Regions from separate parts of the Mus musculus genome. Here region 1 is linked to region 2. The links are chromatin loops, found by intact Hi-C in ENCODE. Cell type or tissue: left cerebral cortex. All regions are shown on one strand. Links, peaks and the distances in the headings refer to the core of each region. The heading gives the core; the rest is flanking DNA.

What was found. Peaks named below come from ENCODE experiments on the same cell type or tissue, not always from the same donor. Only the 100,000 strongest peaks of a DNase experiment are listed, where the experiment ranks them.
Region 1: it touches region 2 in a loop (5-fold over the local background); 2 of 42 quality-filtered maps call a loop at or near these places.

What each region holds. Positions count from the first base shown.
Region 1 is chr13:16,973,351-16,982,646 of GRCm38, reverse strand. Sugct (succinyl-CoA glutarate-CoA transferase) reads left to right here. Exons shown (of 14, transcript NM_138654.3): 13 at 6,427-6,490. Among named protein-coding and RNA genes, the nearest start is that of Gm25020, 230 kb to the left of the region's middle. In left cerebral cortex, for the core only: no CTCF peak of the experiment used is centred there; DNase peaks (open chromatin) are centred at 4,136 and 4,702.
Region 2 is chr13:16,664,429-16,673,724 of GRCm38, reverse strand. No RefSeq gene overlaps it. Among named protein-coding and RNA genes, the nearest start is that of Gm31711, 410 kb to the right of the region's middle. In left cerebral cortex, for the core only: no CTCF peak of the experiment used is centred there; DNase peaks (open chromatin) are centred at 2,086, 3,421, 4,248 and 4,847.

The DNA of each region.
Region 1 (9,296 bases), core at 431-8,430, 310 kb before region 2:
CATGCATGCATGTGTGTGTGCGTGCATATGTTCTAACTACATGTATATATGTATATGTTCCTGGTGCCTGTGGAGGCCAGAAGAAGGAATCCGATTACCTGGAACTGGAATTACAGAAATTTGTGAGCTACTGTATGGATTCTGGGAATTGGACCAGTGTCTTCTGTAGGAACAGCATGAATTCATAACTGATGAGCTATCTCTTCAACCCCAGAATTATGAGGTTTTCACATTAAAGTATGAAAGTATTGTATGTATTAACTTGAAAATAAGATTTAGTTATCAAAATTGAGCCAAAGGGGAAGTTGACTGTGATCAATACATGTTTTGTGAAACTCTTAGTGAACTAATAAAAATTTTAAAATAGTAGGGAAACTAAGAAGAGAAGAGAAAAGAAAAGAAGAGAAAAGAAAGAGCAAAAAAAAACAGAGAAAAGCAAATTGAGTCAAAGAATAAAGCTCTGAACACCAGCTTTTAAAGCTAATCTCCATTGTCTAGGCAGAGCTGGGGGCTTACCCACTTTTTGTTTCATGGCTTCATGTTATTTCTATATTTTCTGTGGCAAGTTTTTTTTTATAACAATTGAACTAACTTCTTGGCTATATCTATCATAAATTTTGCAGTGCTTATGGAACTTCTCAAATGCTATTTCAAAATTATTCTCCTTTTACACTAGAATGATTAAATTGCTAACGTTGATGCTATATGTGAATGATCTCAACCTGAAATTCATAATGTTCCAAAACCGAGTGCTTTGATACCACAAATGGAAATTTTCATCTTATAATATGGGTTGCATCATAATATAAGTCCACTAGGAAAACATCCTATAAAATTAGCTTTCAACTAGAATATAAAGTATAGATGGAACATAAGTTATATGGTATACTTAAGTGTGTATCCTTTCCAAAATCTTATTATGTGTGTATAACTATTCCAGCATTGGAAAAATCCCTTCTGTCATAAGCATTTCATATAAGGACTGTTTGATTTTAATGATAAATGAGAGTAATGTAATCCTTTTGTTTTCTGAGATACTATTGCACGTTTTGTTTTGTTTTTTTTGTTTTTTGTTTTTTGTTTTTGTTTATTTTCTAAATTTTTTTGAATTTTTCTGATTTTACTGAATGGTTTTTGTTTTGTTTTTATTTTTTTCTGAATTTTCCTAATGAAGTAGATTGATAATGATGTTCTTCAGGTTTGGTAAACATGTTTTATGGTATGAATGGAGTGTTCCTTGTTGTTGATTATTAGGTCACTCTGAACATTTTCTAGTCAGGTATGACTTCGTCCCTTCCAGCCCTTCTCAGCATGATCCCTGGAATGTCTTCCCATGCTTGTTTGCAAGATAGCCCTTGAGGTTACCTAGAAGTGCTAACTGAAGGCATTATAATGCAACCCTGGAATTAACTGGATAATATTAGTTTCTTTTGGGTTTTATAATTTGGTAGGGTTGTTATTTAACTATTTTTAGCAAACTCTAGATTTCCCTAGACACAAAGTCCTTCCACAATACGTGCCAGGGCCATAACTATCATGTCAATTAATTCCTACAGATACAATAGAGAAATTAATACCCTTTCATATAGTGGGGATTCTGAGCCTCAGAGTTCTTCAGTGCTTTGCCCCAGATCAATGGCTGGATCTGTCCCCCTCACATTTTGGGTGCAATTCCTTCCCACTGCACAGCTTTTGAGTTGTGCCAGGGTGTTCTTTGCTTCCTATGAGGGAACAGTTTAATGTATTGATTTATTGTGCCTCCTGATGCCAAGCAATTGCTTTAGCTTCATTGCTCCTCTCAACTGACTTGATTTTACAGAATTGTCCACACTGCACAGTTATTCTCATGGCAAATCAAATTATGCTTCTCCAGTTTTTTCCCTTTGACTGACTATCCGAATGCTAAGAGCCTCCTAAATGACTAGCATTAGACATACTTAATTACAGTCCAAGATCAACTGGCAATTGCTTGTGAAAACTTGGGTCAGTATTTACTTTCTTTAAGCCACCATTATCTTATCATTGAAGAGAAGATACTACTTTGGGCCTTGTCTTGTCAATCAATAGATTTAATGAAACATGTTTGGTTCATAATATAGTGAGTGGTCTTAAATGAGTTTTGTTATAGCTGCTGACATTGCATTAATTATGGCTGTTGTTGGCTATAATATTTAATTGCAGTGTTATTTCTGTTGAATGACCTTCACTGACCTCTATGACAGGAGTCACATTGTGTTAAAACAGGAAGAATTAAATTTTTGCTTCTCACTGGACATTGTTCCTTCCTCGTGGAGCTTTTTTTATGTTCTAGATTGGCTTAAGGCCTTTGTTTTCTATCTCCTCTCTTATAATTACAAATTTTGGTAAAACTCATTGATTATTATTGCCTGCCCCTTCCTTGTGCCCCACATATCAGAGTTGTGTGGAGTTTGTTGAATTAAGTGAATTTGTCAAATGGGGATATGTTGTAAATTGCCTAGATTCGTCTTCTTCTGGGCATCCTTACTAATGCCATTGTTGGTAGCACCTCAGTTTTGATATGTGCAAAGAAAGTGCAGTCTTAAGCTGGTTTTCCTACTGTCCACATTTTGTGTGTGTGTTGGATAGAGGGTATCTGTATGTGGAGGTGCTGAGGAGAGACTGGGAAATGAACCTAGAGTCTTACACATAGCATTTTCCCGTATCTTAAGCCCCACTAACCCCCCCCCCTCCACATTTCAATTTTTAGACGGGGTCTTACTAATCTGTCCAGGTTGGCCTTGAGCTCAGTTTGTAACCCACACAGGACTTGCGTTTGGAATTCTCCTGCCTCCGTATCTCAAGCAGCTTGAATTACAGGCCTGTGCCCACAGGGACAGCTGAGGGTATCAGTTTTTAAATTTTGTGCTTTTTTGTTTGTTTTTCTAGTGCTCCATTACAGATATTTTTCTTTTTTTCTTCCATAGTACTTTATAAAAAGACTTACTTTTCTTTAGACTTGCATTGCTCACATCACTCTAAGGTATACATTTATCACCCCATCATTAATACATTACCATTTGACTATCATTAGGCTGTCACTCTGTAAAACCCCTGAGAAAGAAAGAGAGTCCTTATTTTAAATAGGCCTGATACTTTGCTAAAGAGGTTAGTGCACTATCTAAAATTCTATTCTTGGCAAGAATAGGCTTTTGAAACATCAAGAAGAAATGAAATTTAGAGGTCCTCCCAAACAATGAAAGGTCTGGGGAAAAAAAAGGTAGTAAAATGGGGGTGAAAACAGTCTAATCTAAAACATTGCCAAAGGACAAAACTCACATAAGAGTTCCAGGGAAGTTATTTATTTTGAAATAATTTAATATGAAATAAGAAGACTCTGAGTGATCAGAATGAAATTAAAGTCAAGAAATCTACATAAAGGAAAATTATAGTTTAAAGTCCCTGAAGGGGTCTGGCAAGGAGGCTCTGGTTAAAAGTGCACTGTTCCTTTATAGGTCCCAAGTTTGCTTCCTAACATCCCCATCAGGATACTGATACCTGCTTGTTACTCCAGCTCCAAGGGATGGGATTCTATTTCTTCTGGCCTTCATGGATATCAACTCTCAGGTGTACCCCCGGCCACAATATATATACTTAAAAAAAAACTATATTATGTCTCTGAAGATTCTCTGGTCCATTTTTGGTGGCCATAATACAGAAAATATTTATTTAATTTTTTTTTTAATTAAAATTTTAGATACTGGAGTCTTGGCTAGATGAGAGAAGGAAGATGAGCCATTTACTAACTCTTTCCAAGGAAATGTTTGAGAAGAGCTGGCAGGAGGCATGCCTTAGTTTCCAATGAAACCTTGTTGAGACAACACACTGGAGGTCCTGGGTGAGATATATGTTAAGATAGTCTTCTGACTTCAGAACTATTTGAAAACGATGCTGGGAAAAGCTCCACAAACAATACGGGAGAATTACCTAAGATTCTAGGTCATTGAGCAGTTTTTTCCAGGGACAGTACTGTCTCTGGGACCATAAGACCTGGGCCAAGAGAAAAGCCTATGGAATCTTACCAGTTCCATACTGTACACTAAAAGGAGAGTGTCTGCCAAGAGATGCAGTCAAGCCAGCTTTTTGTATGGATCAAAGCTCAGTCCTGCGGATTGGCTTCATTGTCCAGATGTCACAGCAAATGACAATGAGAAATGGCAGGTCAGTTTCTCATGCCAAACATCAGACAAATTTGTATTTTTGCTTAAAGCTAAGTATTGATCTGGTAAATGTCTCAACTAGGAACTACTACGTGCAGATAGCAGTCAAGTTAGAGGTAAAAGAAGTGTGATCCCTAGTGCTGCTTCTGTGAAATATTTCAATCAACTGCCTCTAGCTTCTGCTTCACAAAACTCTGACACATGTCCCTTGACCTTTACCAACTACCCTTTCACGTTTGACACTTAACATTTGCTACGTGATTAAAATTCAGCGTTAATTAATTTCAATGCTATCAGTTAAGTTATATTTAGCTAAGAACACTCACTTTTGTCTTTTGTGAGTAGCACTGCAGCGCTATTACAAAGAGGTAGTCAGGAGGGCAACAGAGATACGAGAAGAGAAGAATGATTCAGTGTGCGGATAATTGTTTCGAGTGAAATTTAGCTTGGTATTTTTGTTCCTGTCCTCAGCAGAACTGAGATTTAGCACCTCCGGCTGGCATTTAGCCCCCACCCCCACAGAGAAGGAGGCTGTGCTGGGTGGATGCTGAGAATGAGCCACACTAGAATTAAATTATAGCACAGTTCTAACACTGGCAAGGGTTTTCTCTGGCCAGCTCGTGTGTACAAACCTGGTAATGCCAAAAGAAAAGCAAGGCATTGCTAGCAAGGCTTTCCATATGGTGTAGCATTGGCCTGAATGATGGGGGTTGAATTCTTGCTAGAGAGTTACTCTCCGAAACAGTGGCTATTCCTCACACAACCTTATTGGATACCAGAATACTTGAGCACAGCAGAATCAGACATCTAATCTTAAAAGGCTACCCATGAAGTCATCTTAATGATGACTTATGTCATAGTGTAACCCAAATGCTCATTAGAAGTAGATAAGTAGATATCAGTCCTATCTCTCCATAGGTTTTTTTTTTTTTTTATGGAAGAATATGTTTTTATTGGCTCTTATTCCACACACCCTCACCTTTTATAAATACATTATGGTAACAATATGGTTCACTAAATCTGAATCTCAAAATGCTATGGAACCATTATTACTGTTGTTCTGGTATGAACTCAAAGTCCTTAAGTGTGTTGCACCACTGAAATGCTTCTATCATGTACAGGATAGAAAGAGAGGACTACCCTCAGGTAAGGAAACACAGTTTACAATTTAGTTGCTAAAGATGCAATCTCCCATTTTGTATTCTTCTAGTTGTTTAAAATAAATGTTTTGTCTTATAGTAACTCAACTTTTACATTGCAGAGTCTGGCCTCAAGCCATCATGGCCTACTCTTAATAATAGGTAAAGCAGATTATATATATTGATTATATATAGCAGATTTTAGATTCTTGAACAATAACAAGAATTTAACCCCCATTTCCAGGCTATGTAGTCAAATACCAAAGCACTCAGGTGTATCAGGCATATGCTCCTGGTGAGATACTGTAGTAGTAACTGACCTATGGCCTTAGGTCATATCCCAAGCTATGCCTACTTTTTTCCCTAAGGGAACACTGAAAGGACGATCTTGGTCTCAGCACAGAAGAACCTACTCAGCATTCTAGCATGAGGTGTTTGGCTCTTTTTGTGTTCCCTCATCAGAACCCTATTCTTGAGAACCTGTAAAGTCTTTTCATCATAGAAAATATCACTGGGTAAACCTCCATGCTCAATTTCCTAACCTGGGTCTTTCCTAGACTCTTTATCATTTGACTATACTCATGTGATTATCTTAATAGTCTTGTATCTTACACCTCCAGCTGTGACTTGCCTCTTGGACACAGACTCACTCTTCACATTGAAATGACTTCCTAATTCCACTGAACAGATGGACAGAAGTGCATGTATATCTCCCATGGCCTCCTCTGGTGCAGGTCCGAGCTTCCCTCCTGCAATTGACTTTGTCCAGATCCTGCCATTATTTAACACAAAAGATAAGGTGACCTTTGACATTAGTGCAGGACACTTAGATGAAAGAAGGAAGACAATAAATTATATTTAAAGTAGGTTATTATTTTAAGTATGACAAGATTTTGTTTAATTGTACTTTTACAGTCCATGAGTCTCTTAGCCACTTTTGGCTTCAATTAGTATATATGACAATAAGAGACAATTTTCAAGGGAAAGTTTAAAGATCTCTGTTTTGTCATATCTTTCTTCAATGTTGACTAAATAGATGGCTGTCTCTATATCTTGAGATTCAATATAGTTTACTTCTATAAACTATGTTTCTGGTTTTCTGTTTTCAGGTATTGCACAATGGCCTTGTTATGGAGATGAATCATCCAACTGTGGGGAAGATTTCAGTCCCAGGTTTGAATTTTTTTCGTTATTTTACTTAACACCTTCATTCATCAACTGTACATAGGCTTCCTACCGCAGGGATCTGAAAGCTCCTTAAAGAACTTATGGAAAAACAACTCAAATGTATAATTTGTATAAAAGGGAAATCCTATGATCATACCTACTTGTAAGAATGTATGCTGAGACTACAGGCTATGTGTCTTTTCACTAAAGAATGTTAAATGTCTCAGTGACAAAAGTGTACATGTTTCCTTATTCCATATTATGCAGTTATGGGCACATGAAAGTAAATTATGTAATTACCAATAGACAAATAATAATAATAGATATGTTATAGACCAGAAATATTTTGTGGTTTCTGTGAAGGTAGAGAAGAAGAACAGGAATGTGGGAGTGGCCATCTTTCAGAACTGTGGTCCAATGTACAGATCTTGACTTTCCAGGTCAAAAAATTAAGTGCTAATAAACTGTGGTTTTCAAATGTTGACCCATACCAGATAAGCCCACCAAAGTCTATTGCTTAGGCAAAAATGCCATTTTCATTTCCAGAGGGAGCCATCTTTGTGATAGCCAGGAGCATCCTCTATTTTTCAGTTTCAAAAGCAACCTGATAAGATTTCCTGAAGCTGCTCAGATAATGACCGTTGATAACCAGAAACATGTATCCAGAGGGAAAAATAATGAATAGAAGCAAATTGAGAGGGTGTGGATGTGAAGGGTGTACGAAGGGTTCTGTGTGGAGAATGAAGGTTAATGAGGGAGTCACACAATCACAGCCTATACATGTTAACATGGCATTTAGAAAGATCTTGAAGAAAATGTTGATAAAGTCGTATGTTCATTCACCCATACAATGAGCATAGGGTGAATGTCAGGTATTGTTTTGGAGTCCACACACAGACCTTGTACTTATTAGTACGTCAAATACTATGAACAATGCTTCTGAAAGTTCCGAAATAAAGAAAAATAAAGTGTGCTGTCCTAGAGACTGACAAGTACACAGATGCTTCTGTAGTTTGGGGGACTGAGGAACACTTATTTGGTAGGCTGCTTTATAAACTAAAGTTGAAAAAAGAATAAAGTTGGCTTTGAAGAATAAAAAGGCAAGGTTTGAGACCTGATATAAAAAGATCTGGGTGTGCTTAAAGGTCAGAAAAGACCATTTGGCTGGAAAACACACTAAGGGCACAGGCAGTGGCTTGAGCCGCCACCAAATCAGACTTACCCTAATCTCTACAGAGAGAGCAGAGCAACACAATTTAGACTTAAAGTCCCAAGTTAAGACCTCATTACAAGTGTGTATGGAATAGTCTCTTAAATGTGTTAGAACCAAAACAGCCATTGCAATACTTTCAGGATGAGAAAACCTTAAAACTATTTTGCTCAGTTTCTAATTTTTTTAACAGTGAAAGTGATTTTTTTTTATTACAAAGTCTCTATATTTTCAACAGATCAAAGGATGTTGCTCGTTGCTAGATGAAGAGTCCAACCAGGCCCTTGGTTTTCCTGCTTTGCCCCTCCACATGCTTGCATTCTCCAATCTCCTTCCTTACATATGTGGACTTGTTGTGGGAGGACTTGGACAAATGTCTTCTTGTCCCAGACAAGGCACAAATAACAGAAACATACAAATGATCCACTCAAGTATAACTTTGTAAATTAGTCAGTATAATGGGGTTACTAACAAGAACATGGTAATGGATTCCTTATGGAGAGATGGCTACTTAGAGGTAGTTATACCACTGAGGAAAAACATTTGTCTCCTTTGGCAACTGTTAATCACATAAGTATTTGGGAAAAGGGCAGTTCATGAGCCCCTTTCCCTCAACAATGGTTATAAATCCTTGGGGTGGCACTTGAGTTTCTCTGTTCTCCATAACTGAAAACCAATGGGCCCAGTTTTATGTGGATTGGATCATGGGAATTAATGTTCACAGTTGCTGGCAGTTCAAGCAAATATAGCCACCCCATGCCCATTGGACAGTTTCACAAGAGACCCCAAAACAGAGTTCTGAACTACTGATCTAAGTTGACTCCATATTTTACAGATGAGATCATAGAGTCATTTGCATCCCCATAAATGAGAAGAAACAGTCTTCATTTTAAAACAATACAGTTGTTAGCCAGACCCTGAAGGAAAACAGAACCCAGTGGAGAATGTAGGAGAATCTCACTGGAGAGCCACTTTCCTCATCTGTTAGATGTGAAATTTGCTGGGTTTTGTATAAAAAGAATAAAGACTCAATCTCAAGAAAGAGATTTGTTCTTTTAATTTAGGGAAAGGGAGACTATCCCCATTGCTCAGTTTAATCTGCGAATGTATCAAGTAGTTATGGTCACAATAACGTGTGTAACAAAGAACACAAAACCTTAGTCTCTTTCTGTGTTCCTTTATTGCATCTGTGTGATCAGATGGGAAATGTAGCCACAGGCTTTGCTCCAATGGGTGCCTTTATTTCTGAGTACACACAATGGCTGGCTTGATTTCTCACAGCATGCTGATCTCAGTTCTGCTCTGTGTATCTATTATGTCCCATGACAAGTGGCTAAAGAATTAGAAGAAACACCAAATCTATAGTGTCACTTAAGTATTAACATCGAACCAGCAAACCTTACTGTTTGTCATTGACTAAGGTGGTTTTAAGTTGTTTTCATAGGGCAAGAAACCCAGGCCTTTGAGAAGACTTCCTGATGGAGGGATGAGCTTAATGCTGAACAAATAACTGGAGCCAAAAAGTCAATTTACAATGAAGTTTTCAGCTCTCCTACACTATCTCCTTTCTGGTTTTATCCCTGGTAGATTATTTCTTCTTAA
Region 2 (9,296 bases), core at 676-8,675:
ATAACAGCTTCCATTTTGACCTGATTTACAGCATAAAACATGAATTGTTCCCTAAGAAGTCTTCATCAAATCCAAGCAGGAAATGGCTGTTTACCCCAGTAACCAAGTTATCATTCATTATTGCATCAATGGGCTCATCTTTCCAGGACAATTCAGATGTTTGCACACAGAATCCATAGCTGAACAAGGTTAGTGATGACAGCTATTGCTCAGCAATATACACACCACCTTTGGCACTATGATGACTGGGTTAGCAAGAAGCTAGGCAGTTTCCAGTCTAATTCTAGCTTGATCTTCTGATAACCTGCTGGGACCTCAGAGACCTTCCTAGCGAGCATGTAGACTGATAGTTTACTCTTGGCACTGGTGTTTTTATTTAATAGTGTGTTTTCTGTAATATTTTTGTCACTGTCTTTTTGCTACTATGTTTTCTAGAAAGACCATAAATAATTTATATCTTTATAAATAGGCAAGGTAGCTTTTTATATGCTGGACCCTTTCAAGCATTTATACCAATTCTCCATGATGTCTTCTATTAGAGTTTATATTTTCATACTCTAGCACTGATTCATATGGAAAATGGTGTTCATAGACTTCTCCCATGGTAATTTGAGAGTCTCAATATCTTCATACTTCTCTCTTCAGTTTCAGAGGTTTTTCTCCATGAAATCTGACATTGGAGAGATCTAAGAACTGATGTGTTAGAAGTTTTCTCAGTTTCTTTGCCAAATGGCTTGATAGCTTCCAATTCTTTCTGTGATGGGACAGAGACCAGAAGCCTCATGCATTTGAAACTACATCTCAAACAGAAAAGATGTTTACTTTGCTCTATTATGGGGAAGAAGTATGTACATTTAATTGAAATGATGACAAGGTCTGGAAATTAGACTAGTTTTCCACTTGGGCTTATAGACTAATAATGCTGAGTTTTGTTTCTTTTACCCCCTGAGATTTGTTCTTTATCTTTACCCATTGTGGTGTCTCATGCTATGGACTGTATCAGTTCTTGGACTGTTGGTAACATTTGGGAAATGAAACACTCTAGTGCGTCATCAAGAGATGAAGAGAGAGTTTGTATGAGAGAAAATCTTTTGGGTTTGTGTGGGATATCTCTTTTCAACATTTTCTCTGCTTTGATGCTTGAATTCTATGTTTAGGTGGCCCTGATTCCACATGCTGGCCCAAAGCTAATGGGAGGTAATGGCTTTCTTTTAGTGGCAGTCCATGGATAACTCAACATCCTCACTTCCTTTACTCACCCCGAAAATAGTTTCTTCACGGACTTCTATTTAATAATGGAATGGACATCAAATTACTTACAAGTCAAAACTATCTATGTGTAGCATGTCTGTTCTCTAGAGCTTCAATGTGTAATAAATAGCTCCTTTTTTGTTTTATCGAAGCAGCTCACATGTGGTGTTACACATCTGCATATTCAAATATTAATTTAAAAGATATTCACTTACAGATAATGTTTGAAGTTATCATGTCAGATGAAATTATGAAGAGAGAGACTGTTAATAGAAAACAAGGGGACTGGAGAGAGTACTCAAAAGTTAGGAGTACTTGCTGCTCTGGCAAAGGACCAAGTTCAGTTCTGAGCACCCACACCAGGTAGCAGCCATTGTCCTATAACTTCAGCTCTAGAGAATTTAACACTGTTTTTTAACCTCTGCAGGTGCACGTGCACATACACACACACACACACACACACACACACACACACGAAGAAAATGTAAATATAATATTGCTAAGGTCTAAACCTTAAAGTCCATCATTGAAATCATGTAAAGAAAAGTAATCAACATAGAAATTAAGGAGGAAAATACAGAAGACAACAAATCTCAAGGGGTATGCTGTTACGAAAGCCACAGAGTATAGCTAAGAGAAACACTGCCAGGAGGTGGGTGAGAGAGGACAGAGAGAGGAAGTGTCAGAGCTTTGCCCACTCCAATCACTACATTTACTTTTCTTGCAAAGTTAAGGCCACTAGAGGAGTATATTATTGAAAAGATGGTCATCATAAAACATGTGTGGGAGGAGACATTGGTGTTGATGAGCTCTATGGAAATGGCATTTACAGGCCATCCTTTGAATTGTGCCTGAAGTTTGTAAGCACATTTAAGGAGAGATCTGTACATTGCCACTGAGTATACATGGTATGGTCTCCTGCCTTTGGAGACAGTTATATTTTTGTTGAGTTGTTCTAAATATAGAGAAAAAAGATGGAGGATGATTGCTTGGAAGAAAAGAAGCATTTAAAACTGGATTCCTTCTGAATACTTTTACCCAATAAAGGACATTTGTAGGAAGGTGATGAAAGTACAGAATTAATTCTCTACATAAAAGACAAGTGATGAAATTTAGGATGCTATGGAAATACAAATGGAAATGTACCCTGATTACTAGTTAATTAAATTCCATGTGAAGAAATGTCAAATAATGAGGATGGGGTTAAACTTCTCGAAGTTATAAACTATATATAACTAGCTACATTATGACTTGAAAATAACTCCCCTAGTCTCCAGCACAGATTGAGAATAAACAGTTTAAGGAAAAGATGAGGAATCAGAAAAAGTCTGAATGAACATAAATGGAAGGAAATTACTGCAGGTGTCTATAAGAAATTAATGAGGTACATAAATTGTGGTCTATGTTTCTTGTCACAATTTGATAAAAAAAATGTGTGTGGAGATGGCAAAGAGTGAAAAAAAAATGGGCCTGAGATCTGCAAAGCATTCAGTCAGGTCAGAAAGAGTCCAGCATTTCTTTGCTGTGAATGCTGCCAAAGAATGATGTCATCCACAGCACACAGCACATGGAGGTGGGAAGGGGGTCAGAAGACCATGTAATTACAATGCCTGAGGTGAAAGGCTGAGGTGATTGGTTTTAATTGGGATTGCCTGATCTTTTTAGAACTTCTGTGGCATTTTGTTTTATGCCCCCTGTCACCTCCCATCCCTATCTGGGGGCTAGAGTTTAATACCTGGGGTTTTTTTTTTTTGTTTTTTTTTTTTGTTTTTTTTGTTTTTGTTTTTGTTTTTTTTTTTTTTTCTGTGATCATCCATGCTGTATTTACTCTGTTCACTGTCTAGTTCCATAAGCATAGAAAGTCTGTATTAGTCATCTTAATGTCTACCACGTCATTCCCCAGGCTCTTAAATGTGGAAGAAAATCAGTAGACACTCAAGGCTAATCCTTCACCAAAATACAAGTAGTTTTTCACCCAAACAGGGTTTTGGACGGCCTGGAAAAAGCCACTTGAGGTTTGGAATGTGCTGAGCCTACATTCTTTGGACGCCAAAAAGGTGCAAGATCAGACTATTTTGGTCACTGCTCAACATCTAGTCATTATTATAAGACATCCATTTATAAAGATAACTTTCTAAATTTTCATTTTGAGTATCTGCTTTAGAGGTGTGTGTCATTGTGGCTAACCAGTATTCCTATGACTGATGACTACTGCTATTCCGTGTGTGTGTTTGTGTGACCGTGGAGGCCAGCCCACAGACTGCCTCTTGGGTGCATTTAAAAAGTAATGCCTCTGAAGACAAGAAAGAACTTGTTCAAAATTGCAATGAAATGATATCCCAGTGCAAACACATGTCTTGTGCTTTAAAGCTCTTTAAAAATACCAACAAAGAAATCATTTATTGTACTCTCTACACATAGTTACCAGAGTTGCTGACATATAATACTCCAAAGAATCTTGAGTTGTTCTCAAACAACATGAAAACTACTAAATTCATAGAAGTTTAGTCTTTTGGTATAAAATTAAAAGTTAAATAAAGGAAAGCTGGCATCCAAAGCAAAGTTTTATGATTCTAAATTATCTACTGTATTCATCCATTTATAACAATGTGTATAGTAAGTATTTGATAAAGTATCATTGAAATAAATTCAGTAATCCAAATGAAAATCAGCATGTGAAAATTATGTCCAAAAAATGAGACAAAACACAAAATGTAGACAAAACCCACTTTGTTTTGTCTCCTTCCTTTTCAGGATATAGAGTGTTAGTAGACTTTTCTGATTATCAACACTTTACTACTCAAACAGATAGACAGCTCTAAGAACAAGTTAAAATGGAAACCTGTCAATTGATAAAGTAGTATGTCCAAAAGCAGACAATATATGTCATTTAAATTTTCATTTCAAGGGTAGATTACTCCACTCCTTCTTAGTCAAAGCCTATTTTGGGAAGGCACCCACCATCTGGCAAGAGGTATGTTTAGCTTCTCTCCTTCTCCCCAAGTTTTTATTTCACTAGTGTGCTATAGCCAGCTGGCCCGTTCCCACTTACTGTTCTCAGATGGTCTTTTCCATGTCCAGTTTCTTCTGATGGATTCCCTTTCTTCTGAATACCCTCTCTCTTGAGGTAGATTTAAATAGCTCTAGATTCTATTCTTTTATATAATCCAGGGGAAAGGAACCCCTCCCCCATGCAACAATATGAACTAACCAGTACCCCCGGAGCTCATGTCTCTAGCTGCATATGTAGCAGAAGATGGCCTAGTTGCCCATCATTGGGAGGAGAGGCCCCTTGGTCTTGCAACTTTATATGCCCCAGTACAGGGGAACGCCAGGGCCAAGAAGTGGGAGTGGGTGGGTAGGGGAGCAGGGAAGGGGGAGGGTATAGGGAACTTTCGGGATAGCATTTGAAATGTAAATAAAGAAAATATCTAATAAAAAAGGCAAAAAAAAATAATTACTTCTTAATGCAGTACTCTAGTCTCTGTCCTGCCACAGACCACAGCAAACTTTCTGAGACATGAATAAGCCTCAGATCCAAGCTAAGCCCACATTCCATGAGCAAACTTGAGCTGTCCATATGGCTCCATACTTGAAAACAGAGTAGATAGCAGCAACCCACTCTGTCCTACCACCCAACATATCCTCTAAAACTTGGGAATGACTCACTGACATGTCAGAGACCTGGAATTCTTTTCAAAGACCATAACTCCTTCTTGCATATTGTGATCTGATTATGACTTTTATTTGAAGAAGGTGTGAAGATACTGGTCTTTCGCTAATTTCTTTGTAGATTCTGTGCACATTTTGATAAATGGATCAAATGTTGTTGATTGGAGATGGGATAAAATGTTATTTCCTTCCCACTGGTATGCTTGAGTTTCATGTCCCTAGTTATTTTTCTCGGGTGGTAGTTTATTGACCTTTCTGAAGGACTATTTTATGTTCTAGGAAACAAGACCAAATATAAAAGTAGTGTGAGGCTTATTTTTGATGAAGCTTGTTAGTTGGCAATTTCCTACTTAGGAATATATTGCTATAGTAAGATTGTATTTATGCCATCGACACTTATTCCACTCAGAAACTCATGGTAAGAAAATGACTAGTTTTCACATATAAGTAAGATGAATGGGAAATCACCAAAGTCTGTAGGTATTTTTCCAAACTTCTTGTATCTTCAGGCAAGCAATATCTGACACATGTCAAGGAAGAAAATAGGGTCAGAGTCTATGCCTGTATACATGTCCACTTTCCCTCCTTTAATATAGTATAGAAGTCATTTACTGAGTAAGGCCAAGTAAAAGTTACTGACTGCATGAGTGATATTCAGCAGTGACTGGTAGAGATATCAAAAGCCAAATTCAGAAAGTACAAAAATCCAGGGAACAGCATGACTTTGTTTAATTTAAAGGGTTAGTAACTTAGTGGTATTTGGCTACTTAAAGGAACAAAATTCTTGATCTCCTAATAATTCCAAAGAACCTTCTTAACTGCACTACTCAACAGCAAAAAATAAGAGAGAAATTATTAAAGTAACCAGACAAAGATGAAAAAACTGTGAAGTTTACATTGGCAGGATAAAGGGATTGGTTAGGAAAGGTGAAGGTGAAGAACAAATAAAAAGAGTTGGCAGTACATAAAACCCATGTAACTTTAATATTGGAATAGTTATTAGTTTACATGGGGAATTATATTACCTTGGATATGGAGCAAGGGGCACTTTAAGTTGGGATATGATGAAAGACAGGAAATACAGAGATGAAAATTAAATTCTGAAAAATTAGAAGGAAGTATACATTTGAAAGTACCAGTGCAAAAGTAAGACTTGAAGCCATTCCTCGGGTTATCGATAAGATATAGATTAAGAAACCAAAGGAAGACCCCAGAAACTAAGGGGATGACGAAAAGAAGGGAACTGAGGGAAGAGGGGAACTAAGAAGACAGCAACTGACACCTTTCAGGATTACAAAACACATTATTGATCCTTTATATCTGAATAACAATAATTTTATACTTCTACACAACCAAATTTTCATCAGTACTAGGGTTTTTTGAAAACTATCATCGAGTTTATAAGCACCATTCAGTTAAATTGGTTTCCAGAACAAGATGATTTACTGTTTGTAAATCTTTCGTGTTTGTATCATTTCATTAAGAGTTATGGTTATCGTATGACCCACAATTGGTTTAATCAGATGTTTGCACACAGAATCCATAGCTGAGTAAGATTAGTGATTGCTGCTATTGTTCAGCAGTATAGACACCACCTTTGGCACTGTGAGGACTGGGTTACCAAGAAGCTAGGCAGTCTCCTGTCTAATTCTAACTTGATTTCCTGATAACCTACTGGGACCTCAGAGACCTCCCTAGCAAGCATGTAGACTGATAGTTTACTCTTGGTACTTGTCTTGTTATTTAATAGTCTATATTTTCTATAATATTTTTGTTGCTGTCTCTTTGCTACTATGGTTTCTGAAGAGACCATATATAATTTATATCTTTGTACATAGGCAAGGTGCCTTTTTTATGCTAGAAACTTTCAAGCATTTACACTGATTCTCCATCACATCTTGAATTAGAGTTTATATTTTCATATTATAGCACTGATTCATGCGGAGAATAGTGTCTATAGATTTCTCCTGTGGTAATGTGAGAGTCTCAATATCTTCATACTTTTCAGTTTTGATGGTTTTGCTATATACATGTTAGTGATAAACATACTGAGAAAGGACTAAAAATCTCATTCATGATAGCTTCAAAAATAAAATACTTTGAAATTAACATACACAAACAAGAAAACAAAGAAATCTCTACACTAAAAAATTCAGAACAGAACAGTAAAATTTAAGACATTAGAGAGTGAAAACAACTCTACGCTATTTGAGCAGTAAAGATATTACTGTGAAAATGGCCATTCACAAAATACAGTCTACAGATTCATTAAAAATGCAATAAAAATTTTAGTGCATATTCTTCATAGTGGTTAAAAGATAAGTTCACAAGACCCTAGATAAAGAAAGCAATACTGAACATAGGGGCTGTTACTGGAATTATCACCATTTCTACTTTTATAGGGCAGAATTTTTCAGTAAATGATGCTGGTAAGACCAGATAGCTACATTTAGAAAACTGAAACTGGGTATTCCTCTCCCATTCTGCCAAAAAATCAACTCCAGGATCTCAACTTAAGACCTGAAACTCTGAAACTGCTAGATAGAAGACTAAGGGATTTATTTCAAAATACAGGCAACAAGAAAGACTTCCTGAATACCACCCTCTTCAAGTGTGAAATAAGACCAAGAATTGGAATCATGGGACCTAATTAAATTAAAAGGGCTCTGTTTAGCAAAGAAAACTATTAAGTAAGTAAAGATATAGAGTATAGAATGGTAAACAATCTTTTTCTGCTATAATCTGAAAGAGGATTGAACATTTAAAATAGAATCTACACATCAAGAACACAAAACTCATCAATAAAAATGTATGGAGTTGAACAAATACAAATCCATAATGAATGTTTTAAAATGGCCTGTTTCCTCAGGCAGTAGAGAAATACAAATTAAGGCTATTTTATATTTTATTTAACTTTATACTTTATAATTCTGTTTAACCTCGGTCAAAATAGCTCATACCAAGAAAATGACAGTAAATTCTGGTTAGGTGGTGGGAAGGGAAACATTTATTCATCCTATTGGTGGAAGTATAAATTGGCAGAACCACTTGGCAATCATTGTGGAGGCTTCACCAAAAGCTAAAAATGGATCTGCCATATGACTCAGCTATACCACTCCTGTATATTCCCAAAGGTCTCTATAGCCTACTCCAAGACACAAGCCCAGTCATGTCCACTGCTACCTTGTTTACAATAGGCAGGAAATGTAACCAGCCTAGATGTTCATCAAATGATGAATGAATAATGAAATTGCACATGTACACAAAAGAATTTTATTCATTTATTTAAAAAGACATTATAAAATTTATAGGAAAATGGGTGAAACTAGAAAAAGTAGACTGTAAGGAAACCCAGGCATAGGTAGATGGTGCTACATGTTCATTATTGTATGTAGATTCTATCTATGATTTATTAAACTGGATTTGGAACTCGCAGTGCCTATAGGGCATGGAGTTAGAAAGGGAGCAGTAGATGGGAAGGAAAAATGAAGTCTATCAGAGGGAGAAAATAGAACACCTGCAATATGAGCAAAGAGGATTGAAAATACCGAAATAAAAAAATGTTTAAGACAGAATGGGGATGAATGAATGGAGAGGAAAAAGGGAAGATTATCTAAATATAAAGACTATTAAAGAGACCTATAGAGGTGTCTAGTTTGTAAGTCTATTAAAATACCATTATTACCACCATGACTATCACCACCACTTCTACCACCTTCATCATCTTCAAGTGGTTAAAGGTATGATGCATGGTGAATGCTGCCATTCCCAGAAGCTGTAGCCTATGAAAGAAAAATTCCCATACTAGATGTGGAATACCTTTCAACTGAGGCCCCTAAAGACACAAAGCAATACTTAACTTTGCCAGAGCTCTTGGCTACCCACCAGAAAGAGACTTTAAGACTTCCATGCTGCAGACATCAAAGACAGAGATAAAATTTCATGTAAGAATCTTGGATTGCCTCTCTGCTGGGTAGCTTTCACAGTGCTGAGAAGCTCTGTGGTAGTCGCTGGGAGACAAAAACCATCAAGATCCTGCCCAGATGTGAACTCCACAGTTTATAACAATGAATTGGCTGCTAAGATATGCCCACTTGTCCAATAGTGCCATGACTACTATCAAAGCAACCAATAACCTTTCATTCTTTAAAAAATATGTATTTATTTTACTAAATATTATATAAAATTTTGAGAAATCCATGAAGTATAGTTTAATTACACCTTAATTCATCATCAAGTTAATAATTCTGTAATTAAAGATGCATTTACATATATATACATATATGTACATACATATATATGTATATAAAAATGTTTTCTTTGTAAAATGTGTATAAGTGTCAGAATTAGCCATGTGATTAAATGTCAGTGAA